Linked DNA regions of Homo sapiens: region 2 is linked to region 1. Evidence: chromatin contacts called from ENCODE Hi-C data. All regions are on one chromosome and are shown on one strand. The core of a region is the stretch at or near the end of the contact, and the rest is flanking DNA. Distances in the headings are between cores, read along the strand shown.

Region 1 (6,501 bases), core at 165-2,664:
GGCCATGCCACCAGGGGAATCACCTGCTCATTCTGGGCCTCAGTTTCCTGATTGGCAAAATAGGAATATTGTGCTAAAGGGGCACAAGGTGTTGCTGGCAGCTCAACAAGTGGTCTGGGCAAGCAGAGAACAGAAAGTGTTGGGAGTTGGGGCTAGAGAAGGTGTCAGGGCTAAGTTGACATTTGCACGGAGCTTTGAAGAGTGGGAGAATCTCTGATGAGGGCCTTGCGGCGGGGAAATGGTGTTCTAGGCAGAGGGGATAAATACCCTGAGCGAAGGCCAGCAGGTGCAGTGGTGACTGGGAAACCTAGCTCAGCAGCCTGTAGGATGAGGCCACGGACTGCCCAACCTCTCGGCTAGCCTCGCCCTTCTGAGCTCATGTGATGATCTGATTAGCATCTGACTCCTGACTAGTCTATGCAGTAGGGGACCTCATTTGTTTCAGTTGCTGCTCTCACTGTAGAGCCCTGGACAGTGCCTGGTGCGTCAGAGGTGCTCAATAAATATCCAGGAACTGATTGAGAAGCATCTCCCCAAACACTGTGAACTTTAGACAAGTGCTTGTTCCAACAACCGCAGTAAGAACCTCCCACAGACTCTAAAACAATGGTTTGCAAGGTGTGGTCTCTCGTGCATCACCTGGGAGCTGGTTAGAAATGCAAAGTCTGGGGCCCCAACCCAGACCTGCCGAATCAGAAACTCTGGAGTTGGGGTCCAGCAATGTTAACAAGCTCTAGGGGATGATTCTGCTCTGCGTCAAACTTTGAGAACTGGAGCTCTAAAACTATGACCACAGGCACCATGAAGAACATGTTTGCGGATGGAGGAGCGAGAATTGTGGCAAAGCCTAGCCTAGAACCCAGGTATTCTTGACCCATTCTTTTTCCCCAGCTCAGTCCAGGGCACAAAGAAGAGCAGAGTTCGATCATCCTCCCTGTCAGAGTCCTGGAACGGAGACTTGGGAACGTCAGGAGTCTACAAACAGAGGGCGGGGCAGTCCTCTCCGGAGTAGAAGGCGGGGCCAGTGCCCTGAGCCCCGCCCCATCCCGTTGCCCCGGGAAACCCCGGGTTGTAACAATAACCGGTGACGCGCTTCTGGGAGGGATCCTGTCGAGCCCATGGGCAGGACAGTCCAGCCGCGGACCAATGGGAGTGTTAGGGCTCCGCCCCCTAGCCCCCCCGCCTCCGCGCCGAGCAGGGGGCGGGGTCGCGCCAGCCGCTCCGCCCCTGCTCCGTAGGCGGCGCTGTTGCTTGCAGGGGCTGCGGCGGGGTCGCCCCGAGCTGGGAGCTCAGCGCCCGGTCTCCCAGCCCGCGGGCGGGGCACCTGGGCTGGCTGAGGATTCCGCGGCCGCAGGCGAAACGCCCCGCCCCCTCCCGCGTCGGGCCCGCCCCCTCCCCGTCCCCCGCCCATCCCGAGGTGCAGCCGGCGCTGAGCGCGGCAGGCGCGGGAGCTGGCGCTGGAGCCGGAGCGGCGGCGGCGGCAGCATTCACCGGGCGGCGGCGGCGCGGGCTCCGGCACCGGCTCGGGCTCCGGCATGGTGCAATCCGGCCTCGTCCCGGGAGAGCAGGGCCCGTGCGCAGGGCCGGCGCCCGGGGAGCGGCGGCAGCGGCGGTGGCGGTGGTGGCTGCAGGCGCAGGCAGGCGGCAGGTGCTAGAAGCGGGGCTGGGCGAGGTGTGTGCCCGCTGGGCTCCCGGGCCGCCGCCCCCTCACTGCCCAGGTCTTTCCCTCCCTTCGTGCTCCCCAGCGCGTCCAGCCCCCTGCCTCCGCGCCTCGGCCCATGGCGCCCCGCGGCTGAGACAGCGCCGCCAGGGACCCCTCCCGCGGGCCTCCCCGGGGCGTGCAGATCCCGGAGCCGCCCGCCCACCCTCCGCGAAGCCTCCCTCCCCTCCTCGCCCGAGCCGGGCGGGACCATGGCTGCGAAGCTGCGAGCGCATCAGGTGGACGTGGACCCGGACTTCGCGCCGCAGAGCCGGCCGCGCTCGTGTACCTGGCCCCTGCCGCAGCCTGACTTGGCCGGCGACGAGGACGGAGCGCTGGGCGCAGGGGTGGCCGAGGGCGCCGAGGACTGCGGGCCGGAGCGCCGGGCTACGGCCCCGGCGATGGCCCCAGCGCCGCCCCTGGGCGCGGAGGTCGGACCGCTGCGGAAAGCGAAGAGCTCTCGGCGGAACGCGTGGGGGAACCTGTCCTACGCCGACCTCATCACCAAAGCCATCGAGAGCGCCCCGGACAAGCGGCTCACGCTCTCGCAGATCTACGACTGGATGGTCCGTTACGTGCCCTACTTCAAGGATAAAGGCGACAGCAACAGCTCGGCCGGCTGGAAGGTGGGGGCGTCCGGCTGGGGAGGGGGCTGGGGACGCCGACTGGGGCTTCCAGGGGCTGCTAGGTGTGTTGGGCTCCAGGAGGGCCGTCAGAAGGAGGGCTTTTTGGCACCCCCCGGGGTCACAGAGTGTGCGCCCAGGGCGTGGGGCCGGCCAGCGGACGGGCGGGGGCGTACTGGGAGCAGCTGTGTGCGTGCTCCCTTGCGGGGAGGGATGCGGGGTGGGAGGTCTGGTAGGGTGACAAGGGACTGCCGCTTTGAGGCGTCCCCGAGGCACGTCCCCACCCTGTCCTTGGGGGCATAGCAGAGGAACCCATTCCCAGGCCGCGGACATTGGGGAGCCTCCCCCTCCTCCCCCAAGTCTGCTTTGTGTGACTCTTGTTTTACCCTTTCCACCAGGGCACCCTTCTTAGAGCGCTGGAATAATGACTTGGGGCCAATGCCGGCTTTCCCTCCCAAATCTCTATCATTGCGCTTCCTGGAGCTGTCCCCAGGGTGAGGAGTGTGACCATGGGCCCACAGTTCTTCTTGTGGTGCCAGAGTTCACCCTAGGGCACCAACCAGCCTGGAGTGGGGAACTCGGCAGGTGACCTGAGATCTGAGTTCTCCATGGGGTGGCTGCTGCCCCCCTTACCTAGATCAGGATGGGGGTCACTGGTGATGGCCCCTGCTGGTGTGAGGACAGGGTGTTGAGAGCTGGGGATCTGTCCATACCCACCCAGGATGCTTTTTTCCACTTCCCTAGCTGTCGGAGCCCAGATCCATTTAGGGGCTGGGGGAGGGGCAGGGTACCCCAGGGAGGCCTCAGTGCCAGCCAGTGGAAAGGGGGGAGCCACCTTAGGAGGGGACAGGGGCTTGCTTGGATTGTGGCCTCTCGACCCAGCTCCTCCCCTGGCCATCTTGTTGGAGAGTGGGGATAGTCTATGCCTTTGGGGGAGAGGAGGCTGGAGACCCCTCCTGTGCCTAGGAGGCGAACTGTCAGCCTCCCTATGGGAGGAGTGGCCTCTGTGAGGGAGGCATGCCTATGTCAAGGGAGGGGGCTGTGCCCTGTGGTGCCTGTGAGCTGGGTCAGAGGAAGGAGGTGTGCCAGTGGAGGAGGGGAGACTTGTGGGCATGAACAGCTCTAGATACCCAGGGGCAGCATTGTAGAGCCAGGGTATCCTGACCTGGGAGCCCATGGCTCTCAGGGTTAGTGCTGGCAGCTTCTGTCCCTCACCGGCCACTGTGGGGCAGGAACACAGGCTGGAGGAGTAGACCTGGGTCTCTTTCCGCATCCCCTCTCCCATCCCCTTGGGCTCAACCCCCACCAGAACACATTTCCCCCAAGTGTGTCCTGCACTCCCCATGCCCTGGCTTACTCCTCCCTGTAGATGTATTCACTGTCCTCAAGGGTACAGAGTTCAGATGCCTCCTCCAGGAAGCCTTCCCTAAACCCTTTTTAGCTAGCTTAGGACTCCCCTTTCTCTGGCCCTCTCCCTGCTGGTAGCAGGTTTTAGTCATTTGTGTTCTGTCTCATTTCCCCTCTCTACCCTGCTTTTGGAAGACAGTGGCAGTGTCAGAACCATTCTGTGCCCACAGCACCCAGCATACAGTCTTGACACCAAGAAGCCACCAGTGTGTGTCTAGTGAAAGAGTAGGGAACTGAGTGGATGGTGCAGGATGCTGAGGCAGGGGACAGTACATTGGGCCAGAGTGGCTGGGAGGGCTTCTTGCAGGACATGTAGCTCCAGCTGGGCTTGCTGCATCAGGCAGCATGGGGAAAGATGGGAAGAGGGAACATGAGGCTGGAAGTAAGCAGAGAACTGCAGTTCATTGAAGGTCTTGGGGCCAAACACTGTGAGAGGCACCTTGACACATCTGCCTTTAACGCTCTCAGCAGTCCCTGAGGTGGTTTTACTGTGACCAAATGGTCTCCCTCCAGGGTCTCCAAAGCCGGCATTGGCCCCAGGTACAAGGAAGGCCCTGAGGCCCGTATTTAGGAGTGAACTGGTCACACAGTTAGTAGATGGGAAAGCTGGAATCCAGCCTACATGTGTCTCCCTCCAGGGTCCCCAAGCACCTCTGGAACAGTGTCCTGCTGGCGGGGGGGTGGGGGGGTGGGAGGGACACACTGAAGGCTTTGAATATGGGCAGGTATAAATCCTAAAACGTGATTGAGAATATGCTTGGAGATAGTTTAGACCCATGAGTTCATTTCCCAGACGGTGAGACTGAGGCCCTGGAAGGGGATAGGAGTCTTGCCACCGGCATCACTGAGCAGCAGGCCTTGGATGAGGGCCCAGGCCTCCCGCCTGCCCATTGGATGCGGTTTCCACAGCACCACACTGCTAGGGACACACCGATTCTCCCTGTGCCTGGGCTCCCAGTCACGGGCTGTGTGTTGGAGAGGGAGCCTAAGGCGTGGGCTCCTGACCTAGGTTTTGGCAGAGACCACCCAGGCACTGGAAAGGGGCCTGCCTGATGCTGTCCCCTTCCACTTCACCCTCTACCCAGCTCCCCAGCAAGCCTACTTCCCCACTTATTCCTGGAGCTTCCTGCATGGTGCCCTTCCCCATTCCCAGTCGTTTCCTCCAGAGGCCTGGTGAAAGAGCCGTCCCAGCTCCCAGCCAGGCTCAGGTTGACAGACAGAACACCTCAGGTGCCAGGCCTGGGGCCAGGGCCCACTGTTCTCTCCTCATTCCCCTCCCCTACAAATATACTGCAATTGAATCCCTGGGGTGTACCAAACCCTGTGTTAGATGGGGCAGGGGACCAAAGGAGAAGGCATTAATTGGATCTATTTCAGAATAATCAGGACTTAGCCAGTTCCACACCCAGGCTTGTGTTTTGTAGATAGGAAAGGCTGGGGATGGGGGTAGGGAAAGGTAGGGGAAGGGGAGTTAGATACCCTGGGGGAGCCAGGGAGGTCCTCACAGAGGAGGTGGCACTTGGACTGCACTGCCTTCACTGGGGAGGGGAGAATTTGGGAGATAGTCTTCCAGGAAGTATTGACTGCATTCCCAAAGGCAGGGAGGTGAAATTGTGCATGTCTGATTTGGGGACAGTTTGGGTGTGCCAGACTCAAACCAAGGGTGTCCAGGCAAGACAGGGAGGTGGCATGGGAAGGGTGGAATGGGCCAGATCAGGAAGGGATGACATGCTTAGCCTTATCCCTGTGGTCACACCTGTGATGCAGGGAGGTGGCTGAGTGGTGCAGGACAGCAATTGGAGAAGACAAGACCAGCAGCAGGCTTGGGGACACCCAGACTATGCTGAGGCCTAGAGAGGCTGGGCTCATTGCTGGGAACCCAACCAAAGGGGCTGGTCATGTTCCCCTCCAGGCCTAGGATGGGGGCTTGGATAGGCGGTGCCTCTACAGCGTCCCAAGACTGAATATCCAGGTAGAGCCTCCTACTTTCTCTCAGATGCTCCAGTCTCACTTTCCCTTGGCCCTGGACTCCTCTGGGAAGCCTTTCAGGCTGCTCTGAGTTCTGGCACACCTTCCACTTAGTGCCCCTGGAGTTGTTCTGCCTGCTTTTGTGTTTCCTGGCTGCCAGCTCCACTGGGAGCTCCCAGGCCAGGCCTGGGCGCCTCCCATTCCTGTCCCCAGAAGGAGCACTCTGGATGGGAACTTCCCTTCTCTCCCAGGGGCTGGGGCAGCCTGGGTGATGAGAGGTGGGATCAGGAGGGGTGGCACCACCCCCATCTGGCCCAGTAAGTTCCAGGTGGGGTGGGGCTGGAAGAGAGGGACTCATCTGAGAGGGTGGGGGCAGGGTCCTGCTACAGCCCTGAGCAGTGGCTGTCAGCTGAAGCCACCCGCTTCCTCTCCCCCCAGCCTGCTCCAGCAGGGCTCCCTCCTCCTCCTTTGTCCTCCGGGGATCCCCAGCCCCAAGGGCTGATGGGGGTGCGGGAGGAGGCGGTGTGAGCCCCGGTTGGGGGGTGTCCTCACCCCCCTCACTGCATGAGCGGGGGGCTGGCAGCTGCCCGCCTCCTGGGCACGAGCCCGTGCCAGCCGCTCCTGGCACAGTTGCTGGCACGCCCGGCAGACTCCCACGACCACCTGCTCACACCCACCCACGAGCGCTGGCGCGCTTCGGGCCCTTCCGGCTTCCCGGGCCTCCCGGCGCCCCTCCCCCGCCGCCGTGCCCAGCCCCCCCACCCCGCTCTGCTCCCCGCGGACCCCCTCGCTCCCTTCCGGCCC
Region 2 (6,696 bases), core at 2,556-5,055, 3.0 Mb after region 1:
AACTGTCACCTTTATTTTATAAATAAAGTTTTACAGGAATACATCCATGCTCTTCCTTTTCATACTGTCTGTGGCTACTTTCATGCATAACTGCAGAGTTTAGTAGAGTTGAGAAGTTGTGACAGAGACCCAAAGCCTAAATATTTACTATCTTATCCATTACAGAAAAAATTTGCAGAGCACTAATCTAATCTTTTTTCTACTCCCTGGTCTAATCCTAAGAGTTTATAAGGCTAAGGCTCTGGCCTCTGCTTAGCTCCTGCTTCATCTCTCCCCATATCCTCCTGTCCCCTGACCACTAAGTACTCTGTTTCAGCCACATTGAACTTTCTCAAATTCAACAAAGCTCTGACACTTGGTCCCTCATGTCTTCACCTAATTTTTTTTTTTTAATTTCCCGTGTTCTTTGAGGGTTCGTTTAATTCTATGTGAGGAGGTTTACTTCCTCTGAGAGGCCTTCCCTGAGTCTACAAGTCTGGGTTAGAGACCTTTCTGAGTATTCCCAAAGCCTCTACACTTCCCTTACTATAGCACTCTCAGATCATATCATAACTGCCTTTTTACTATCAGTCTCTCCCATGAATTTGTAAGCTCTATGGTGTCAGGGAAGGTGGCTTTCTTGTTCACCACTACAATCCCAGGAACTAGCACAGTGCCTGGCCCTTAGCTATTGAACAAACAAGCTCGAGTCCCTGGATATCAATCATCCAGAGTATGCCTCTTTAGCTGGTCCCTGATCCTTGTAAAACAGACAGGTTGGAACTAACCACCCACCAAAAGGTGACATGCAACCTAAATTAAACCAAGATCCCAAAGGCCTTGGTCAAATACATTAGCAAAAGCCAAACGAGAGCCAGGTGTAGTGGCACATGCCTGTAGCTCCAGCTACTTGTGGGCAGGAGATCACTTGAACCCAGGAGTTCGAGCCCAGCATGGGCAACCTAGCAAGGTCTCATAGATAGATAGATAGATAGATAGATAGATAGATAGATAGATAGATAGATAGATAGATAAATGTTTAAAGCCAAATGAAGATGTTTCTTCCTATTTTCTTAAGATGTGTATTTCTCAGGATAATGGGCTATTCTGGTTCTATTCAACCATCCTGAACCTAAAGTAGGTGCTCATGAGATGCCCATAAAGCAGTTGTGACAGAACTTGACAGTCTGGATCTCCCACCTCCAACTCTTACCACTTTAGAAACTTTAAGTAAGTTTCTACAGACTTTGAGCATATGTTACTTTATCAGAAGAAGCTACAAAAAAATATGATTCGTTTAGACTTTGGGGATACATGGGAAAAAAAATACAATCTGCATCAGCCCCCACCCCCTACCCTCCAAGCCCAAATACTCAGAAGAAAATAAAGCCAGACTTGACCATGCAACAGGATTCTCACCTCTCCTTACTTCGAAGATGCCAAGACCGGCAGCTGGGGATGCTGAAGGTTCTGTGAGAGCTGGAAAGCCCCAATGCTGTGGATAAATACACATCTCTGCAACAAGTCTATTTCAATACCAAGGATCAAATCCCCATGAAGGATACTACACCTCAAACTCTAAACTCAAACTTCGGGATAACTGCTATCTATGTGCAAAGACAGTGCCCCCACAGAGCTTTCAGAAACTATTAGTACTACATTTGTAATGATTTTCATGTTCTCTAGTCATATACTTTTGCTCCTAAGGAGGCTCACCTCCTAGAAACACTAAACATTTACCGAGAAAGATAGCTATGAAGTGGTGCCTCTGGGTAGTTTCAGAATCCTAGTCTAGTCAAGGAGGAAGACACTGGTAAGGCTGACAATATTCAGAACTAAGGAACTAAGGCTGGGCCAGGACTGGGGTAGGGGTTGGTTGCCACAAATCCACAAGCCATACTGAAAATGGCCACATAGACTAGGAAACACTTTCAGGATAGTTCCAAGCCTGCTTCAAGCTCTAAGAAAGTCAAGGTAACTAAATCCCAAGTCAAAACATCAATAGATACCTATCATCCTTTTCAACTAATTCATATCCTCCAAAGGACCAGAAGTTGCAGAGATGCCCCTGTTAGTGATGTCTTTTGCATAAAGAAACACCTAGGGTTGGAACTAATATATTCCTGTCTACCATTCCACACATTTAAGACTTTCTTCTACTCAGATCCCCTGGGAAAAGGCCACTCACCAATTTACCCCACCACAAAGAAAACACTTTTTAAAATGAAAGGGAATAAAAGCACTTTTATTTGGAAATTTCAAGTTGGAAGAAAAGCTCTTAGCCAAGCTCTATGACCTAGCTAGCTGATTATTTACAGGATCTTTGGGCAGGAATTGTTAATGAGCTTTTAATTTGGAGTGCTTAAGTTGCCAAAGTGCTCTGAGCTCCAGTGAAGCACCACAGAATCTATAAAGGAAACCTTATCAATCACTTCCCGGCAGCTCCCTTCCCCCAACCCCCACCTCCTGAGGAAAAGGCAGCCAAGTGGGTTTCTAACCAGGATCACAGACACACATTAGTGGAGTCACACTCCAAGTCCCTGTTTATAAATTGGCTTTTAAATGGTAGGAGATTCAGGTATAATAAACTAAGCTCCAAGCAAGAACCCACTAAAACAAGGCATGCTGTATATGATAAAGTCAGAATAAAGCAGAATTTGATGAAGCCAATTTCTGGAAGAAACTCTACAATCAAAACTCATTTAGCCACTCACAACCTACTATAGTTTGAATAGCGTACACTCTTTTAGCCAATAGGATTCATGTTTTGCTGCCCTTCCGCTGGGAGACTGATTAAATGTCTGACAAGAGTAAATGCCATTGAAGTGGCCAGAGACCTCTCGCAGACACAACGATGGGCACTATTTGTTGCAAAATCCAGCTCTAAGGACAAAATCCAAACCCCCATTGAGGGGCCCCACATCCAGCATCTTCCAAGTCAACAAGGAGCAGTTATATTTTGCAAGAACTCGCAGTCAAGCCTCAATCCAAGTTCATGCTTTTTTTAAGAAAACACCTGTTGCTGGACCATTTGCAAGACAGGCAAACAGAAAGCTAGCCAGGTTAGGCCCTTATTCACTCCTTCCACCATCACTACTACCACCGCTTCAGATTTACAAAGAGGTAAACTGCTAACCTGGTGTGTGGGCATGTGTTGGCGAGAGGGTCAAGGGAATGTTCTACCCACAATCTCCATGCTCCATTTCTAGCCTCTCTAGTCAAACCTTTTTCTTCTCTAGTAATCCCAGTAAGTCAACCCCCTTAATAAACTCACCCATCCTGTCTTGCAAAGCTCTGCCCCGCTCCCCCTCCGCCAGAACATTACTCAGTAGATTAAGTAAGCATCCAGGGTAAGCACATGGGCCAGCACCCCAGGTTGCATAAATTCTGCGCACCGCGACCCTCACCCCGCATGCATTAACCAGGGCCCAATCTTGGCGGGGCCATTCAGCATCACCCACCCCGGGGTGTTGCCCCCAACTCGGGCCCATCCAAGTCCAGGGGAGAGTAAGGGGAGGGGCGGGGGGCCAGGAGACCAGCCCTCCTTCCCAGGGCCGCCCCCGCCCCCCGTCAGCAGCGGGAGAGGCTGTCGCCATGGCAACGCCCCCTCCTCGGGGCCAGCGCGGCAGGCTCCCTCCAGGTGCAGGCCCCGACGTCTCCCTCGGCCTCAGCAAGCGCTCAGGGCAGTTGGCGGCGGCGGGCGCGGCCCGCGCCGACTGCGGCGCCGGCCAGGCAGAGGCAGGGCCAGCTCCGCCCGCTCCCCACCGCCCGTTCCCGGCCGCCTGAACAGCGGCAGCCAGCACCACGAGTCCACAACACACCGACTCACCTCCGCGCACTCTGACCCCGACCGACGCGGCGGACGGGCGGGCGCTGTGGCCAACCGCTGAGCCCGCTGCCGACCCCTTTGACCAATGGGCTGCAGTCAGGCGGGGCTTCTTCTCCCCAAACGCTCGCTCTCCCGCCGACATGCGCGCTAAGGTATGTCAAGATGGTGACTCCCGGCCGCCGGCCTTATGGGACTTGTAGTTTTGACGTTGCACAAACTCAGAAGAGAAGACGGGGACGGGGACATCACTTCTGATCTGTGAAAGGAATTTTTTTAAAATGAAACTTTCTATGGCCTACAGCGATCTAACCAGGATCACAGACACACATTAGTGGAGCCCCCCATCTCCGTTTTCCCGCCCTCCAATATACCCGTAAGGTGAATGTGGGCTCACAACGTGACAGAATTCTATTTACATGACTCCTCATGATTCGTTCATTCAACAAGTAATTATTGTCATCTACTTTCGGATGTGGGCCTGGGGGAGACCTGAGACAAGGAGGGATTAAGCTAAGAGGAAAATGCTTAGATTTGTGAAGGGCCGTCCTAAGGAAGAGGGAACTGGCTTGTTCAGGTCCACTCAGAGGAAACTTCTGTTTAAAAGGTTTCTGGCCTCAGCTGTGAGGAGCTTCCCCAGTCAGTCTCTCCAGTAAGCTGGAGAGACCTGTGTTTCTTCATCCTGGTTATGCCTTTCTGGGTAGTCATGGGTCCCAGGTTATGAGCTGGGAATGATGGCTTTGACAGCTTCCCAATCGGTCAGGACCCCATCCTCTGGGCCCAGCTTCAGTTACCAAGCCCCTCTGTGTGCTGTCTGCATACTTACACTTAGGATGATGTCATTTCTGGGCCCTACCACCTCTGAGAGCGGACCTTACCATAACGGTTTCCACCTGAGCTGAGAGTGCCTGGTAATCCCCATATCAGGGAATGCCTTCCTTAATCCCACCCACGTCATAGGTTAGGTGATTCTGCTGTGGACCTATAGCATTTATCATATTGTCTTATAATTGTCTGTTTCCTTGTTGTCGCTCCCACAGGGTTTTAAGTCCTTTAGGAAAAGCATTTTTTCCATATTGTTCATGTTGTATCAGTAATACACCGCATAGGGCAGGTATAAAGAAGGCCCGCAATAAATGTCTGCGAACAAATGAGGGAATATCCAGCAGCAGGGACAGACTTATCCCGAGGTCAGTAAAGTGGAGGCACTATCCCCCAACTCTTGGAGCTGGAACAGATTCTCCTATTATTACCTACACATTAACCCCAGTTGGTCAGTCAGTCCATCTGTATTTATAGTGCCTCTCTTAAGTGTCAGGCACTGTTTCTGTTGCTGAGGATTCATTGATGAATAACGACACACCTCTATTCTCAAGGAGCTTTTAAATTGGAGAGGGAAGCTGGGTGTCGTGGCTCACGTCTGTAATTCTAACACTTTGGGAGTCTGAGGCAGGAGGATCCTTTGAGACCAGGAGTTCAAGACCAGCTTGGGCAACATAATGAGATTCTCATCTCTACAAACAAGTTAAAAATTAGGCAGGCATGGTGGCACGTGCTTGTAGTCCCAGGTACTCAGGAGGCTGAGGTGGGAGGATCACTGGAGCCTGGGAGGACAAAGCTGCAGTGAGCCATAATAAATAAATTGGGGAGGGGCTGTAGGAGGAAGAATAGATAATAAAACAAGTAAATATAAAAATAAGACAAGAGGCAGTGAGATAGCTTTGTTATATACTGAGTTATGGCCTGAGAGTAGGGCACAGCCAATCTTCTTGGCTGTAAGAATGAAGTAAATCTATAGTATCTGGATTCAAGGCTTTATGTAATGCCCAGCCCCAACATCCTCTGTGGAGCCTTCCATGGTCCCCTTGACTTCCCCAGAATGTGTTCTTTCCTCCTTGGTGCACTAGGGCTCAACTGTACAGCTTCCAGGACTTCACCACACTGTAAGTTCTTTTTGTACAAAGACCAGGCAAATTGATTCAAATAATAGAACAGTTTAACAGCTCAGTATACACTTGGTATCTTACACTGCCGCCTAACACAGCACTTGGCTTTCTCAAGCCATGGCTCTGTTGTGTGCTATCTGGTTCCCTAGAAAACAGAGCCTGGGCCGGGCACAGTGGCTCATGCCTGTAATCCCAACACTTTGGCAGGCCAAGGTGGAAGGATTGCTTGAGCCCGGGGGTTCATGACCAGACTGGTCAACATAGCAAGATTCCATCTCTATAAAAGAAAAAAAAGGAAACGGAGCCTGAGGCAAAACTTATGTGCTCAAATTTAATTGGGGAGTTCAATCCCAAGGCATCAAGAGTGAGGGGAGCCGGGTATGGTGACGCATGTAGTAGTCGCAGCTACTCAGGAGGCAGAAGACTGAGGCAGGAGGATCGCTTGAAGTCAGGAGTTCAAGGCTAGCCTGGGCAACATGGCAAGACTCCGTGACTTAAATAAACAAATAAATAAAAGAGTGGGGGAAGGGGGGAAGTGAAGCAGGGAAGGAGGGAAAGAACGTACAAGATAGTGTCTTACTGAGAAGTTGGCCAGTGCCTCAAAGAAAATACAACTAGTTGCTCTGTCGTACAAGGTGTGTAGAACCATCCTGTGTGACAGGGAGAAGGAAGGGTTATGTTACCCCACCACTGCCGTAGCCACAGGGGGTGCCAGATTCCACACCTGGAAGCACAGTCATTCATTTGAGACTAGAAATGGTGAGAGGAATCAAAGCCTCTGGTTGGGTCAGATTAGGTCCACTGCAGTCCCGCCACAGTGGGCACATTGGAGGCTGTGTCAAAACCTAGCCATCATCCCAAGGGAAACAAAGACAACCAGAGGTGTTAGTAAATGAGGTGGGAGTGGCAGTTGAGCTGTGCAATAAATAAGTGGCCAATGGCCAG

The links. A loop is a pair of places that touch in the nucleus more often than their neighbours do. Pooled maps may share reads with other maps.
Region 2: a loop to region 1 is called in a map of CD8-positive, alpha-beta T cell, with 12 times the contacts of the local background. The contact joins the promoter of ERI3 here to the promoter of FOXO6 in region 1. A Hi-C loop is called at or near these places in 2 of 168 maps with a recorded cell type or tissue (CD4-positive, alpha-beta T cell and CD8-positive, alpha-beta T cell) and 6 of 50 pooled maps.

The regions. Positions count from the first base shown.
Region 1 is chr1:41,360,020-41,366,520 of GRCh38, forward strand. FOXO6 (forkhead box O6) reads left to right here and starts at 1,415. Exons shown (of 3, transcript NM_001291281.3): 1 at 1,415-2,325. The coding sequence starts at 1,912. RefSeq lists enhancers at 821-890, 958-1,252 and silencers at 1,051-1,710, 1,911-2,130, 6,237-6,296.
Region 2 is chr1:44,351,452-44,358,147 of GRCh38, forward strand. It overlaps ERI3 (ERI1 exoribonuclease family member 3), which reads right to left and starts at 3,806. Exons shown (of 9, transcript NM_024066.3): 1 at 3,441-3,806; 2 at 1,399-1,474. The coding sequence starts at 3,575. RefSeq lists a silencer at 3,541-3,770 and enhancers at 3,640-4,140, 4,041-4,090.